Linked DNA regions of Homo sapiens: region 1 is linked to region 2. The links are chromatin loops, found by intact Hi-C in ENCODE. Cell type or tissue: PC-9. All regions are shown on one strand. Links, peaks and the distances in the headings refer to the core of each region. The heading gives the core; the rest is flanking DNA. Region 1 has its middle 35 kb from the start of LINC02031. Region 2 has its middle 25 kb from the start of LINC01995.

What was found. Peaks named below come from ENCODE experiments on the same cell type or tissue, not always from the same donor. Only the 100,000 strongest peaks of a DNase experiment are listed, where the experiment ranks them.
Region 1: a loop joins it to region 2, with 2.2 times the contacts of the local background. A loop is called at or near these places in 2 of 110 quality-filtered maps.

What each region holds. Positions count from the first base shown.
Region 1 is chr3:182,604,645-182,613,637 of GRCh38, forward strand. It overlaps the pseudogene RPL7L1P8. Among named protein-coding and RNA genes, the nearest start is that of LINC02031, 35 kb to the right of the region's middle. In PC-9, for the core only: no CTCF peak of the experiment used is centred there; a DNase peak (open chromatin) is centred at 5,097; H3K4me3 peaks cover 1,458 bases; H3K27ac peaks cover 2,614 bases.
Region 2 is chr3:182,527,813-182,536,805 of GRCh38, forward strand. No RefSeq gene overlaps it. Among named protein-coding and RNA genes, the nearest start is that of LINC01995, 25 kb to the left of the region's middle. In PC-9, for the core only: no CTCF peak of the experiment used is centred there; no DNase peak of the experiment used is centred there.

The DNA.
Region 1 (8,993 bases), core at 589-8,588, 77 kb after region 2:
TAATATGGGCCGGGCACAGTGGCTCACGCCTGTAATCTCAGCACTTTGGGAGACTGAGGCGGGTGGATCACAAGGTCAGGAGTTTGAGACCACCCTGGCCAAGATGGTGAAACCCTGTCTCTACTAAAAATACAAAAATTAGCCAGGCACTGTGGCTGGCAACTGTAATCCCAGCTACTCGGGAGGCTGAGGCAGGATAATTGCTTGAACCTGGGAGGCAGAGGTTGCAGTGAGCCAAGATAGGGCCACTGCACTCCAGCCTGGGTGACAGAGCAAGACTCTGTCTCAAAAAAAAAAAAAAAGAAAAAGAAAAGAAAAGAAAGAAATTAACATGTATGCCTGTGTATTAACATATGACTGGAGGGTGGGGGTGTCTACATAAAAGAGAAAATGTAACAATGATTAAAGATTCCAGCTCTGGCATCAGACAGATCTCAGTTCAAATCCTGTCTTCCTCTCTCCTTGGCTGTGTGCCTTCTGGAAAGGTAGTTAACCTATTTGTACCTCAGTTTTCTCAGCCATAAAATGGAGATTATAACAATCCATGTAAAAGTTGAATACAGGATAAGCACCTAATAAGTGGGGCTATTTTATTATTACCATATACATTATGTTAAAATGTTATTTCTCTTATTATATTCAACATGATGAAAATATATTTTCAGTAAGTACATACTGACAGAGACTAAAAGGGAACATGTGTTAGGGCAGTAGGATTGTAAGTAAAACATCCTCTTTTGTATTTCCTTCATGAATAATATGGTTTTGTTTATGTAATTTAAAAAATTAAACATCTATTTTCCTTGGTATTCAGCCAACTCCGGGGTGGGGACACCCATATGGACCTACCCTGCTCCATAGAAATGACTTTTTGAATAGATGTTCTGTGTCAGGCCCATTATAAATCCTTTTTCTTATTCTCACAATAATCATGCGAGGTAAATAATATGCCCATTTTATAGATGAGAAAGGTGAGATTCTGAGAGGCTAAATTATTTGTTCAGGGCTCTGCAGTTAGCAAGTGGGAAATATGGGAAATAGATATCAGGCCCGACTCTGAAGCTCAGACTTCCTTCTCCACCCCACACTCCTGTCCGGACTATTTCACAAGTGATTTATAGTGTGAAAAACAAACCAGGAGAACTACACAGATCCTGGCTCCCAGTACCATTCTCTAATAAAATAAAAATAAAAATAAAAACAGGGCTCCTTGGAAAAATGGCTGATTCCAGAACTATAGCAGGAAAAATACAAGATCAGCCTGGACCATCTTGTAGGCCCAAAAAGTAAGGAAGTACTGAAAAAAAAAAAGTTTGAAGAAGACACACACACACACAAACACACACGGATACACTTATGTCTAAGGGGCGTAAGAGCCAACTGAAAGAGCTTCTAGCCAAAGATAGAACAATTTGGGACACAAAGTTAAATAGTGTTGGATTATAGCCCAAAGTATAAAATAAATATCCGTGAGTCAATACTGATATAAATAAATGATTGACTAAAGAAATAAATGAGGAAGAATAGACAAGTTTCCCAAGCAGGAGACTGCCAAATAGCTTGTGTGGATACTCCACCCTCAAGGAGGTGAAATATAACTCCTTAAGTACAGACTGCACATGGTAACTTCCTTCAAAAAGCACAGTATGAAAAGGGGTGGGGAAGAGTAACTTTATAGCAGAGAAACCTGACAAACACTACCTCAGCAGGCAATCAAGGTCAACATCAACAATGATAAGCAATGTTGATAGTAAGTACCCTTGATATGATGTCATGAGAATGGCACTTTACCTCTGTAGTTTCCCTCCCAAAAACTCGTAACCCCAGTCTAATCATGGGGAAATTATGAGGGTTCTCCTAGTGAGACATCCTACGAAATGCCTGATCAGTACTTCTCAAAAACCATCAAGGTCATCAAAAACCAGAGAAATCTGAGAAACTGCCAAAGTCAAGGAAACTAAACTGGACAGGATTCTGGAGCAAAAGGAACATTAGGTGAAACCTAAGGAAATATAAATAAAAACATGAACATGAACATCAGTTAATAATAGTGTATCCATATTAGTTCATTAATTGTGACAAATGTACCATCTTAACATAAAATGTTAGGGGAAACTGGGTGGGGTGTATATGGGAACTCTCTGTACTATCTTCGCAACTTTTCTATACATCTAAAACTATTCTAAAATTAAATTTTTATTTAGAAAAACAAAAACCAGAGCCTGAATGTAAAAACGAGTTTCAACTATGGAATTGGCCCTGGAAGAATCTGGAGTACAGGCCAAAAAAAGAATTTCTCATTTTCTTGGAAAACAAGAAAGTACCACCTGACAAAATGCTTGCCTTCCATCACATTTTAAAGCTGACTTGCCTAACCGAGTGGCTATCTGATGATTCCAAATGAGGAAGCAATTTGCCAAGTCATAAAGCAATCTATTCCATGGTTATCTGATGACATCTATCAAAGTCCCCCCTGTTATCTTTCTCATAGCACACATTACTCACTTTTCTTTTAGAACTTACCTCTTGTGAATAAGTATTTCAACAATTATCTGCTCAATGTCTATCTTCCCCAGTACACTGGAGTTTTAAGAGGAGAGAAACCTCTTTCTGCACTGTATTCCCGGAACTTAGCAGAGTGGTACCTCCTAGGTGCTCAATAACTATTTACTGAATGCTTGAATGCCAGTGCAGTCTAGAGGAGCAATGATCAACACTGCTAACTGTGGTGCAGAAAGAATGACAAGCCTGAGCTTTCTGAAGATTGAGGGGCCACTGGGACAAATATAGCTTCTCTCTCAATCTTTCCATCTCTTAGTTCACCCTCCAATTCACCAAATACAATTATTTCTCTTTTTTTAACTTAAGTTCAGGGGTACATGTGCAGGTTTGTTACATAGGTGATAGTGTGTGTCATGGGTGTTTGTTGTACAGATTATTTCATCACCCAGGTATTAAACCTAGTACCCATTAGTTATTTTTTCTGATCCCCTCCCTCCTCCCACCCTTCACCTTCCAGTAGGCCCCAGTGTGGGTTGCTTCCCTCTATGTGTCCATGTATTCTCATCATTTATAAGTCCCACTTATAAGTAAGAACATGCAGTACTTGGTTTTCTGTTCCTGTGTTAGTTTGCTAAGGATGATGGCCTCCAGCTCCATCTGTATCCCTGCAAAGGACATGATGTTGTTTGTTTCTGGCTGCATAGCATTCCATGGTATATATGTACCACATTATCTAGTCTACCACTGAGGGGCATTTAGGTTGATTCCATGTCTGTGCTATTGTGAATAGTGCTGCAATGAACATACGCATGCATGTATCTTTATAATAGAATGATTTATATTCCTTTGGGTATATACCCAGTAACGGGGTTGCTGGATCAAATGATATTTCTGTCTTTAGGTCTCTGAGGAGTTGCCACACTGTCTTCCACAATGACTGAAATAATTTATACTCCCACCAACAGTGCAAATACAATTATTTCAAAGGCTTTCAAATAAGATCAAGGAGTGAAATTTAACCTGTTTTAATCAAATCTAGACCTAGAAAACACTAAAGTTTCCTAAAATGCAAGCAAATTATAAGATCCACATATTTTCTTTTATATGGCTCATCTATGCCCTCAGAACTGAGTCTAGTCCAGGCATTACAAGGAAAACCTAGACTCCTAAAAACCACAGGAAACATGTGGCCAAAAGCACTGTGGGGAAAAACCAAAAGCATAACACAGATTTCAGTAGGGACACTTGGTATGAAGTCTCCCTGGTATATCAATCTTCATTATTATTTTATTCTATAAGTGCATTCCAGATCACAGCAAGTTAGTAGTTTTGCCATATCTTTCACTGCCTGGCTTTATGTAAGTGCTGCTAAGAATAAAATTAAGCAGTGGGAGAAAAACATCAGTTTGGTGTCTAAATTTAGAAAACTTGATGAATAAATCTATTAAATCCATCATGGGGAGAGAGAAGAGCAAATCATGTCTTATTGGAAAGATAAAATAAATAGAAAATAAAAGGTGATTGTCTTTATAATTTAGAACAACGGATTTCAATGTAAAGCCCCCCCCCCTTTTATTTACAAATATATTGGTTGATTGTGTATTTTCATTCACGTAACCCTCAACTTGAATTTTTAAAAAGACATACTGTGAGGCAAGAAACCATACAGAAAATCATTACTGGAGCCCTGAATTCTGTATTTATTGGGGGAGGACCTTTATGAGATCCTACTTATGTGATATAAATCATCCTCTGAAGATCATGGAAAGCAGGTGCCTAACATTCTGCACTACAGACATCTGGCAGGCTTTTATCCTCACACTCCACCCTCCCGCTCAACATCTGGCAGCCCCTTCATCCCTGCTCCCCACCCCCACCCCCAACTGCCTCCCAACATCTGCCACACACTTCTCTTAACCTCAGAAGCAAATCCAGTCCAAAGCTCAAAGACACAATGTTCCAGGGGTGGTGACCTAGAGTTACACGCTGGGTGGGAGTAAAGCAGGGTTTGTTTTTATTTTTTTCCTAAACTTTAAATGAATACACAATTCACTTGGAAGTATGCTTTAATGTCAAACTGGTTCTCACTGAGAAGCTTGTTTAAAATTGAAATCCATTGTTACTATGAACCTCTTTTTATAAGTTTTAAATCACCTTGGGAATTGGAGGGTACAATCAAAAAAGTATGGGGAGGAGAATAATTTTATGCTGATGACATGCATCTTATGAGCAGAGAGAATTAATTCTGATTGGAGAAAAATGGGCAGAATACTTGTGGCTTGTCTATGAAGTACAAATCATTTAAAGGAGCTGTCTTAAACCTAATCCAAAATGTTTTGAAACCTATTTAAGGAAGTGAGTGCCATTTGAATTCCACATTAGTTTAGAAATTCCTCCTTATGGCACTCACTGGTTTATAGAGCCATCTCACTCATAATCTCCCTGGTTCTGAACAGGAAGACAACTTCTTAGTTAGGGCTCACCCTGAAGTACTTCTCCTCACCTGAGTAAATCACCTGACTTAACGCTTCCTACTAACACATTTGTATTCCGGCTACACTACTCTGACAGTTTGCTGTTAACCATTTCACGGTATTTACCTTAGGGTTACCTGAATGAGTAAACTCCCCAACTATTTCCTCCCACACCCACTCTCAGCCACCCGTACACACATAATTCTCCTTCTCCTCCCTTCTTTAGACCAACCCTATTACTTTCCTTCAAATGAAGAAATGCTCGCTGTTTCTTTTTCCAGAGGAACATGGATAAAACCACATAACCCTGAGTGATCTGGGCACAGGTGACTTCCTGAGATGGTCCTGGCTTCTGATGAAATAAACATTCCAAACTCAAAGCCACTCTGGGCCTTGGATGGCTGCCAAGATGCTGGATGTATCACAGAGACTCCGCAGGCCAGAGCTCTATGAAAGCATTTTATCATTTTATTACACACTTAAATTAGTAATTACTTCTGGGACATTATTTAGATTCTGTTGTAGTGTGCAATTTCTTGTTTAAAAGTTTAAATATGTTTAGTGACTATTCCTTATTTGGAATTCCTTGCACATATGTTTGTCTGGGTTTTTTTCCCTAACAATCCTCTATTTTTGTTCCAAAGAATGCTAGAACAAAGAGATACATCAACATTGTTTTCTCTTTTGATAGTTACCTGGAGTCGGGAAATTTTTATGCTTATTAAAATCACAGGGGATGGTAAACTAAGTTAGGTTGGAAGTTGACTAGAATTGTTCATGGCCTTTGCATGTTGAAGTTATTATTACCAGGATGATGATGACAAAAATAAAGTCTATAGGGAGAGCACAACAGGCTGAACTGATACATGGTTTACCAGAAACAGCATGTCAATGGCAGACAGAGGACTTGCCTTCTAGTCCCAGTCTCCGTTTTGTTAGCTCTGCGATGTTTGGATCTTGGTTTTTTTCATCTAGAATGATTAAGTTTGTCTAAATATATTTTTCTTAACTTTGTATTATGAAAAAATCTAGAGTAGCTGCAACACTAGAAAGATGGCGGAGCAAGAGCAAAGAAAAATCCCTTTGGTTCCAGAAAATCTCCTGAAAAAGAGGAAGGCTTATCAAGCCCTCAAAGCCACCCAGGCAAAGCAGGCACTTTTGGCAAAGAAGGAGCAGAGGAAAGGAAAAGGGCCAGGTTTAAGCAACTGCAATTATTCCTACATGATTCCTGGCAGCAGAAATATGGCAAGGTGAGTCTTTGACGACTAGAAGTGAAACCTCATGACTTGGAATTGCCAGATAAACATTCCTTGGCCTTTGTTGTACTCATCGAAAGGATTGATGGCATGAGTTTACTGGTGCAGAGAACCATTGTAAGACTTTGCCTAAAGAAAATTTTTAGTGGTGTCTCTGTAAAAGTCACCCCTCAGAACCTAAAAATGCTGCATATAATAGAACCTTGTGTGACCTGGGGATTTCCAAATCTGAAGTCTCTCTGGGAACTTCTTTTGAAATGTGGACAAGCCAAGGTCAAGAATAAGACCATCCTTCTGACAGACAACACAGCGATTGAGGAGCATCTGGGGAAGTTTGGTGTCATTTGCTTGGAAGACCTCATTCATGAAATTGCGCTCCCAGGGAAGCATTTCCAGGAGATTTCATGGTTCTTGCACCCTTTCCACCTCTCGGTGGCCTGCCATGCTACCAAAAATAGAGTGGGCATCCTCAAGGAGATGGGCACATCTGGCTATTGGGGTGAACGCATCAATCAGCTCATCCCCCTGCTGAACTAGACCCAGGTGCCAAACTGCAGTCAATTTGTATCAATGAAGTGGAAGCCAGTGATTTTGTTCTTTTGGGAATTTTTATCAAGTATCTTCAGAGACGATTATTTCCTGCTTTATCTTCAAAAACTGGAAAGGAAGGGTCAAAGAAAAGACAGTAGCTATGTTCATGGCAAGCACCTCTCATCACAGTCCAGTTCCGAGGAAAAATTCCAGCGTTTTCCACATTGGCTGCCTCCTCGTCTGAAATCAGCACATTCCATGGAGGAAGGAGTCTTGCTTTGTTGCATCTTCTTTCCTAAGGTTTAATGCTGCTAAATGAGTAACTCTAGCATTTGTACAAGGCTCCCTAAGACTATTGCAGGGGTCGACCAAGCCCAGGGACATAATTAAATCTGGAGATTCTTGGGGCCTTGTTTTGAAAAAGACTTGAAATGCACATAGGAAGAAAGGCACAAAAATAAATGTTCACTTGACTCGGCAAAAAAAAAAAAAAAAAAAAGAAAGAAAGAAAAAATCTATTTATAAAAGTACTGAGAGTAATATAAGTAATCCAGCTTCGGTAATTATCAATATATCTGGCCTCATCTCTATTGCTTTAATTTGCCCCTTGTTTCCTGCTGTCTTTTAAAGCAAACCCTAGAAATCGTAATATTTCATCTGTAAATATTTGAGTATTTCTAAGAGATAAAGACTTTTGCCTTAGCCACATTAATTAATCATTACATCAAAACAAACTAATTGACAAGACCAAAAACAAAAGAACAAAACCACTTAACAATAATTCCTTCAATCCCTTTCAACTCAGACATTTCAAGACCCAAAGCCTACAAGCTAGACCTGAGTCAGTTATAGCCACAGAGTCCTAAGAACTGACGCTTTTTACTCTATTCTATAAATTACTAAGAGTTTTAGCATTTTTACCTGATAGACTTCACTGGTCTCCAATTCTGGACTTCAAACCAAAAAGGAACATGAAAAACATAGAGAGCATTAAGTAAAGAGCCAACCAAAAGGTTTTGGTGTTCAAAAAGAAGGTAGATTCCTTATAAAACTTGAAAGAACTAGAATTATTCTGACTAAAAAGGAGACATGCCAATGGAGTACATTAGAAGCAAAAATCATTCACTCATTCATTCATTCATGTACTTTTTCATTCATTCATTCGTTCAACAAATGCTAATTGAGGGACAATGGTAAGTGACGGGGATGCAATGACACAAAGTGTCACCACAGGAAGTGTGGCAATAAGCTAGTCTCCATCTTCAATTAGGGAAAAAGTAACACCAATGGGGCTAAACATGCAGCGGTGACACTAGCAAAATATTGAAGAGGGTTTTCAAGGGACACTGGGAATCTCCTATCAGAGACAGGAGAACTTCATTTTTGTTTAGGATGGTTTAAATATGCACAGAGCATAGAAAACATTTTAGGGATGCTATAGGATTTTGTAGACCCCAAATTTATCCTTTGTCAAGAAAAGTATAAAATACAGAATAGATGCCGTAATGATTTCTATTACCTGATATTTGCATCTGTCTGGTGTTGGGAGTTACCCTACATGTAAAGACAAAATCACCCTAAAAATTTAGGTTTGCTGGCGGGGCACAGTGGCTCACGCCTGTATTCCCAGCACTTTGGGAGGCCAAGGCAGGTGGATCACGAGGTCAGGAGATCGAGACCATCCTGGCTAACACAGTGAAACCCCGTCTCTACTAAAAATACAAAAAATTAGCCGGGCGTGGTGGCACACGCCTGTAGTCCCAGCAACTTAGGAGGCTGAGGCAGGAGAATCGCTTGAACCTGGGAGGCGGAGGTTGCAGTGAGCCGAGATTGCGCCACTGTACTCTAGGCTGGGCAACAGAGCGAGACTCTGTCTCAAAAAAAAAAAAAAAAAAAAAAAATTATGTTTGCTCCTCTCTGAAATTGAAAATGTAAAATATAACTTAACTTCACCTCTCCAAACAGAAGTCGAAGGTGTGCGAAACACAATTGGAAGATAGAGAGGTCCATTAAAATTTATTTCAGTCTTATTTCCCCTCAACGCTCCTGCTACTAGGATACCAGCCTCTATCATCTGATAACTGTAAGATTTATAAGTTGCTGCATCACCACAGTAATTTTGATATTGGCAATTTAAAAGCCCAGTGACTGAGAAAGACCACCTGAAGTAACTCAGACACCTGCAAAAAGACAGCCCTGAGACAAACAGTGAAGTGATTGACCCCCTTAT
Region 2 (8,993 bases), core at 230-8,229:
AATGTCCTATGGGAGGCCTGCAGGGCCCTGTTAGAAGATCTCTGTCATTCCTCACCAAGGGATCATACTATGGATTTGAGCCAGACATTCCTGAGAGCAAATCCTGGCTGTCCCTCTTAGCAGTGTGTAGCTGGTCAAGTTACTTATTGACCTCACTGAACCTATCTGCTCATCTACACAATGAAAACAATAAATGTTCCTGACCTTGCTGGCTGGGTTGTAAAGATTAGAGATAACACATGTGTTGAACACAACATGGAACCTCTATGATAGGCATTCAATAACTGGCAGGCATCATAAACATTATTGATTTTGTTTCTTCCTTTTCCTCCATTCTTTTCCTTGCTTACATCACCTGACCTCTCCCATTTCCCTTTTTTCCCTTCTTCTTGCTTTCTCATTATCCTGTTCTCTACTCTCTCCTGCCAGTGTCTCAGCTCTGTGAGTGGTGTCCATAGGCATTGCTCACCCACCAACAAAGCTCAGAGACAAAGGTGTTATGGAATCTATTCTATATCACCAGCTAAAGGAGAAACAACCAGAGAGAAAGCCATCCAGGAAATATTGTCTTATGTAGACAACATCCAGTATATTCAATCAATGCAGCATAGCTGAAATTATCCTGTTGCCCAACAATGCAGATTTTTTTTCTGTGGGTAATATCAATCCTCAGAAATTTAGCATTTATTTGTTCATTTATTGATCCATTATAAAATCTGTTAAAGATATACAATGTGCTGAATTCTCTACTAAAGTTAAAGTTGTGAAAGGTGTGTTTCTTATTTATCTTTGAATCAACTCACTGTACTGATAGTTGCTGAATAAATCGCAAGTGAATGGTGACCCAAAGCTTCCAGTTTTGAAGACACTGAAGAGAAAAAAGTGAAATTTTTATTCATGAATGTAGGTCATACATATTATAGTTTCTTTTTCAATAAAATGAATCAGTAACCTCTACATGTTGGTCTCTGAACTGGATGCCAAAATACAAAGATGAAAAGATAAACATGGTCTCTGCTATTCATGCATTCATTCATTCATTCAGTAAATGTTTTCAAATGCCTACTTTGTGCTAGAATTGAACTACGGGCTGCAGATACAACAGCCCTGACAGAGATTGACTTGTACCCTGACCTCATGAACTTTATTTCCTAGTATGAAAACAGTAAAGTAAAACAAATGAACCAAAAGAAAAGAAATAAAAGAATTACAAATTATGAGGAGAGCCATAAATGAGGCAACAATGGACTAAGATGGACAGGACATCTACTATAGATAGCTTAGTAGGAGACGGGATGAATAATCTGATCATTATAATTCAATATTTGCTTCTCTGCCTGAACCTACTGGTTCATCATTCCCTCCTTCACCCTTAAAAAGTTTTGCAGAAGCAATAAAATATTCTAAGCTCAGTAAAGAAGCAAACAGTACGATGTGAACATGACTGAACGAGCAAACAGATCTGTGTGGGGTCTCAACACTAACCCAGAAATACAAGAGAGCAAGTAATACATTTAGAATAAAGGCCAAAGGGACCACAAAAAAAGGGACAGTAATAGGGGCGGAATTGGTGGGGAGCCATCTTCTAGCCCAGGCCTGTGCCAAGTGGCAGCAGCCCTTATTAGATATTGTCATCAAAAGCATCATTGTGGCACCAAGACCTTGGATCTGCATGTGTGATTTCTTTCTTTTTTTTTAGACAGTCTTGCTCTGTCACCCAGGCTGAAGCACAGTGGCACAATCTCGGGTCACTGCAACCTCTGCCTCCCTGGTTCAAGCGATTCTCATGCCTCAGCATCCAGAGTAGTTGGGACTACAGGTGCACACCACCACTCTTAGTTAATTTTTTGTGTTTTTAGTAGAGATGCGGTTTTGCTATGTTGGCCAGGCTGGGTTCGAACTCCTGGCCTCAAGTGATCTGCCCACCTCGACTTCCCAAAGTGCTGGGATTATGAGCATGAGCCACCACGCCAAGCTGATGTGTGATTTCTTAGTAGCATCTCAGTGACCCTGGGGGTGTCTGTAGCCTGATCTCTGAGACTGTCACTTGTCCTGCTGCCAAAGGAGTGCTATTTTGGCATTGGACGGCCTAGGCTCACAGTCCAGCTCTGACACTCATTAGCAGTGAGATCTTGGGCAAGTCGCTTCCCATCTCCAAGTCTGTTTTCTCTTGTGTGCAATGGATCTATTTGTCAGATCAGAACTACAGAAAACAAAATCCTTGCTAACTAATTAAAATAAGAAGAAATGTATTACTGAGTCACTTTCCAAAGCATGAGAAGAGTTGGGTAAATAGGCCTCTGCTGTTTTCTGAGACAACCACTTACCTCTGGCATCTTCCTTACTAGCAAGATAGATGCCTCATGCCGAATCTCTCTCCCTATATTCCACTTTATTACTAACCCAAGTCTTGTGAGAGTACAAGTGGTAAAATTGGAATTGCATCCAACCTCATAGCTGCAAGGGCATGTGGAAAATATCATTGCTACTTGTACAGCCTCTGCAGATGAAGAAGGCACGCCAGAAGGGGTGGGAAAAAGCAAAGCAAGCCTATCCATACAATTTGTCATAAGGGACAACAATGTATCCATTACAGGGTTATTAAAGAATTGGTATTTATGAATATGTTTCCATTTAGTAAACACTGACTTGACCTGATGACATCAGCTAGCACTCCTTGTCCTCTGACACCAGGTGCCAAAGGTACTGAGTCCAGCCTGGGAGCCCGGCTCTGAAACCCCATACATCTACCAATGCCCTGAGGCTGGACCTTGCTTCCTGTCTGATGGACCTTGCTGGCTTACAACCTGGACCCCACCCAGAAAGCCAGAGATTCCTGCCCCAAGCAACTTTATGTCCACGAGGTAGAGTGATGAGTACTCAAAAACCAGAAACCCAGAAAAGGAGTGAAAACGTAGAAGGGGGGTCACTAATTCTGCCAGCAAGTGTTAGGTAAGACATCACATTTCATCATCCTTGATAATACATAATGCAGTCGGTAGAATAGAATATTACTTACCAAGAAAGACCTCAAAAAGTTTCAGTGCTTCAGCAAAAGAAATAATCAGCAAACAGACAACCCACAGAACAGGAGAAAATACTCACAAACTATGCATCCACCAAAGGACTCCTATGCAGAATCTACAAGGAATTCAAACAAATCAGCAAGAAAAAAAAATGATCTCATCAAAAAGTGGGCAAAAGACATGAATAGACAATTCTCAAAAGAAGATATACAAACAGCCAACATACGAAAAAATGCTCAAAATCACTAATTATCAGGGAAATGCAAATCAAAACCACAATGAGATACCACCTTCCTCCTGCAAGAATGGGCCATAATTAAAAAGTCAAAAACAACGGATGTTGGCACAGATGTGGTGAAAAGGGAACACTTTTACACTGCTGGGGGGAATGTAAACTAGTACAATCACCATGGAAGTCAGTATGAAAATTCCTTAAAGAACTAAAAGTAGAACTACCATTCTATCCAGCAATCCCACTACTGGGTATCTATCCAGAGGAAAATAAGTCATTACACAAAAAAGACACATGCACATGCATGTTTATAGCAGCCCAGCTCACAATATCAAAGATATGGAACCAACCTAAGTGCCTATCAACCAACAAGTAGATAAAGAAAATCTGGTATATATAAACCATAGAATACTACCCAGCCATAAAAAGGAATGAAATAATGTCTTTTGCAGCAGCTTGGATGGAACTGGAGGCCATTATCCTAAATGAAGTAACTCAGGAATGGAAAACCAAATAGCATATGTTCTGGTTTATAAATGGGAGCTAAGCTATGAGGGCGCAAAGGCATAAGAATGATACAATGGACTTTGGGGACTCAGGAGTAAGGGTGGGAGGGGTTGAAGGATAAAAGACTACGCATTGGGCTCAGTGAACACTGCTCGGGCGCACCCAAATCTCAGAAATCACCACTAAAGAACTTATCCATGTAACCAAAAACCACCTGTACCCCCAAAAACTATTGAAATAAAAATAGAAATTAATTTTTAAAAAGTTTCACTGGTAAGAGCTACTTGTATGACATATAAACTGTTACATGAGAATCTAGACCCCACATACTAAGCTTGATCAAAAAGGAGGATCTCTCTGGGCTCTTAATCATTTTTTAAATCAAATTTTTAAAATGTAGTTTTTCTTATTATGAAAATAGTATATGCTTATTAAAGAAATTTTTGAAAATACTGAAAAGCAGAAAGAAAATAACAACTACATTTTATCTCATCACCCAGCATTAATGACTGTTAACCTTTTGGAAATATTTCCTTCTGAGCAAATATGAACCAAAAGAAGCTGGTGAACCCACATTAATATCATGTAAAATAGACTTTAAGGTCTAATAGTGCTAAAAGGCACTATTAGAAATAAGAATGGTCACTACATAGTAATAAAAGCTTCAATTCACAAGGAACATATAACAATTTTAAACTCTAAGGTATGTGTTATGGCTTCAAAATGTATAAATACAAACTTGAGCTATCAGTTAACGGAAGGTTATATGTTCATACACTTTAACACACTTCTCTCAGTAATTGATGGATCAAACAATCCAAAAACAGCAAGGGTATAGATTTGAACAACACAAAATAACAAGCCTGATCCAAAGGATATATTTTTAGAACACTGCATCAAACTACTTGTCAAACACACGAGGGCTATTTACCAAAATTAACCATGCATTAGGCTATAAAGCAAGTATAATACATTTCAAAGACTCTCTATACACCACATCCTCAGCCCACAATGTAATAAAGATAACTTTTCAAAAAGAACATAATAACAATCTATTTCATTGGAAATTTTAAAATACATTTTAAATAACTCATGGCAAAATAAGAAAACATAACGGAAATTATATTATTATATAATTTTAAAATAAATTATATATGAAAAATAAACATCAAAACTTGAGGGATGCAGCTAAGGTACTTCTTGGAAGAAAATGTATGTTTTGCATGCCCACAGAAAAGAAAAGAAAGGCTCAAAATTAAATAAGGTAAACATGTATATTGTGAAATTAGAAAATAATTAGGTTTAAACAAAGCCAGAATGTAGTCATTGAAAAGACTAATAAAATTGAGAAGCTTTTTAATAATGTTAATGAAGAGAAAAAAGAGAAAACAAATAAATAAACAATACTAAAAATGATGCGGCCATAACTACTGATGTTATGTAAGTTAAAAATGATAAATTAATAGTGTGATAACTATGCCAATACATTCAAAAACTTAGGTAAAATAGATATATTCCTACAAATACATAACAAAAGTGAATGAAAAATTTTTTTAAATAAAGAAAAAAAGGTATAAAACCTGAATAGGTCTATAACATTACGGTCCATCCCAAAAATGCAAGGTTGGTTTAATGTTAAGAAATATTATATTTCAGACAATGCAAGTATCACAATAAATAAAAGAGGACAAATAATCTCCATAAGTGAAAAATATCATTTGAAGAGATGTAGAAAAAAATTACAGGAAATAAATGCAGCAGTTATTTATGATTTAGGAAAAATAAAAAACAACTCTTAGCAAACTAGAAATAAAAGGACCTTTCTTAACCTAATAGCAGATAACCACAAACACCTACTACAAATGTCATACTTAATGGTGAAATGTTGGAAATATTCCTTGGAAACATGTTCCCATCACTATTACAGCATTTATTTATGAATTACAATGACCTCTTTACATGTTTGTCTCACCTCTCCCAGTTCCCTACACCCTGCCCCCAATGCTTAGTACAGTTCCTGGCACACTGCCAACATGCCATTCATGTTTGGTGAATGGATGGATGAATGAAGAAAGCAGAGTTCTTTAGTGATAATACGCAGGTTAAATAAAGGTTACCCAGTAAATTCTAATTCCCCAGTTGTATCAATTTAGCATTCAAGGGCTCTTTAAATGACATTTGAGAACGGCAAATGTATTTCCTTGTGACACTTAAGACATTCCAGATGACTGTTGTATCTCCCTAACTCTATTGGGTAAACATTATATTCCCAACTTGTTTTCATTTACTTAGCCTTTCTGAAAATCAGTTCTCTTTCTGTAAATGGGAATAATAATAATATGCTTGACTCAGAGTTGTTGTAAGAGTTAAAAGAATGCTTATGAAGCAATTAGCACAGTTCTTATAATCTAATAAGTACGCAACATATGTTGGTTATTGTTGTGTGGTTGCAATTATTAGTGGTAGTTGTGATTCTTAGTAGCATTAAGGCTATTTCAGATTTCCATGGCATCTAATATAGTGCTTGCACATAAAAGCAACTTCTCAAAAAATGCTTGCTAAATGAATGATGGACCTGCAATGCTGAGATATACTGATGGCTTTCAAAACAAACTGCATTGCTTCATTCATTCACTCAACAAAAATAAATTGCAAGCCTGCTGTCAGATACTATACTAAATACTTGGAATACAGAGATGATTAATGATTAAGATGTGATTCCAGCCTCTGAGGAGTTCATAGTATATCTAAGAACTAGATAGCATGAATTTGTTTTAATTTGAAAAATCTACGTTGACAGATTTCTACTTTTATGCCTATCTCTCATAAACAAGATACACTGACCCTTATCAAGACAGAATCAGCATGGAGAAAAAACAAGCTATGTCAGAGCAGAGACCCTCTCAAAATAATTTGAGCCCAGTACTAGAGAGACTTCATCTAGTTGAAGCAGTTAATCTTAAAGAACAGACAGAGAATCAAGGACATGGTACTCGAAGGGAGTCACAAACTGAGGCATGGCTCAGAAGTTATTAGCAAGTGACAGTTCCATCTAGAGGATGGGCTGTGGCCACTAGGGATGTGGGGTCCCAACTGGAAGTCACCGTTAGAATACACATTCCATGCATTAAGGTCCCCTCAATACACGGGAGAATGAATTTGAGAGAAGAGACAATGTAAGGGAAGTGAAAAATTTTGAAGGCTTTACAGAAAGAAGTGACATTTTGGCCTTTATGCAGGAACAGAATTTTGATGAGAAAATGAAGATGTCCCAGGAAGAGGAAGCAACATAAACATAGACATGGAAGTACAAACTTTCAAATAATTTTCAAGAATCATTGAATACTTTCTGGATTCGAGCATAGTTTGTGTTTGTAAGAAAGGAATGGAGTGATGGGAAGGACAGACTGCTCTCTCAGCTTCTTTCTAAGTAGGAAAAAGCCAGATATTACCCTTATTGATTGAAAGAATATATAGAGTCACTAAAACTTTGAAATAGAATAAAAGCAAAAAAAACTACGGAACCTTCAACCCAATACCTCATATACTGAACTCTTCAAAAATCTCTGACAAAACTCCCTTTTTCTGCATGTATTTTTTTAAACTTTTCTTTTAGGTTTGGGGGCACATATGAAGGTTTTTTACAGAGGTAAACACATGTCATGGGGGTTTGTTGTACAGATTATTTCATCACTCAGATATTAAGCTCAGTACTCGATAGTGATCTTTTCTGCTCCTCTCCCTCCTCGCACCCTCCACCCTCAAGTAGACCCCAGTGTCTGCTGTTTCCTTCTTAGTGTTCATAAGTTTTTATCATTTAGCTCCCACTTATAAGTGAGGACATGCGGTATTTGGTTTTCTGCTCCTGCGTTAGTTTGCTAAGGATATAGCCTCCAGCTCCATCCATGTTTCTGCAAAAGACATGAACTCATTCTTTTTTATGGCTGCATAATATTCCATGGTGTATATGTACCACATTTTCTTTATCCAATCTGTCACTGATGAGCATTTAGGTTGATTCCATGACTTTGTTATTGTGAGTAGTGCTGCAATGAACATTCAGGTGCATGTTTCTTTATGATGGAATGATTTATATTCCTCTGGGTATAGACCCAGTAATGGGATTGCTGGGTCAAATGGTAGTTCTGTTTTTAGTTCTCTGAGGAATCATCATACTGCTTTCCACAATGGTTGAACTAATTTACACTCCCACCAACAGTGTATAAGTGTTCCCTTTTCTCTGCAACCTCACCAGCATCCATATTTTTTGACTGTTTAACAATAGCTATTCTAACTGGTGTGAGATGGTATCTCATTGTGGTTTTGATTTGCATTTCTCTAATGATCAGTGATATTGAAGCTTTTTGTCATATGCTTATTGGCCGCATGTATGTCTTCTTTTGAGAAATGTCTGTTCATTTCCTTTGCCCACTTTTTAATAGGGTTGTTTGCTTTTCTTTTATAAATCTGTTTAAGTTCCTTGTAGATGCTGGATATTAGACCTTTGTCAGATGCATAGTTTGCAAATATTTTCTCCCATTCTGTAGGTTGTCGGTTTACTCTGCTGATAGTTTCTTTTGCTGTGCAGAAGCCCTTAAGTTTAATTAGATCCCACTTGTCAATTTTTGCTTTTGTTGCAACTGCTTTTGGTGTCTTTGTCACACAATCTGTGCTCATTCCTATGTCTGACAAAACTCCTACCTTTGCTTGGTAAAACATGAGGTTTTTTTTTTTTAAGTGGGAGGTTCTTTGATAAGATTTTTGAAGGTATTTTAATTCAGTAAAAAATTAGCATCCTGATGATGGTGAGGAAAGCCCAGAATAGACTGAAGTGCTACTGGACTGTGAAGAGAAAGAGGTCCTGAAAGGGAAATATTCAAACTTGAAATTCTGGACCCTGAAATGGCTAAATGTTCAGATACTCCAATTTCTTCTTGACTGGTTCACACACTCCTAGTTCCTTACCTACCTCACCTAAGCCCTCTTTGCCTCCCAGAAAGTGGGAAATGTCCCTCTTAAAGAGATCAAATGAAACAAGAAGAGAAACTATATATTTTGTCTCAATTCCCAATCAGCTCAGAAAGAAGGCAGAGTTGACCTAACTTAGCACCATAAACCTCACCTTTCAGCTGGTACCTTTGTGTACCCTTTCCTGATGCCAGCAACTCAGCCCATGTCTCCCACTCAGCTCTCCCAGGCTTCTTAGAACTCAGATTCCCAAGACAAAG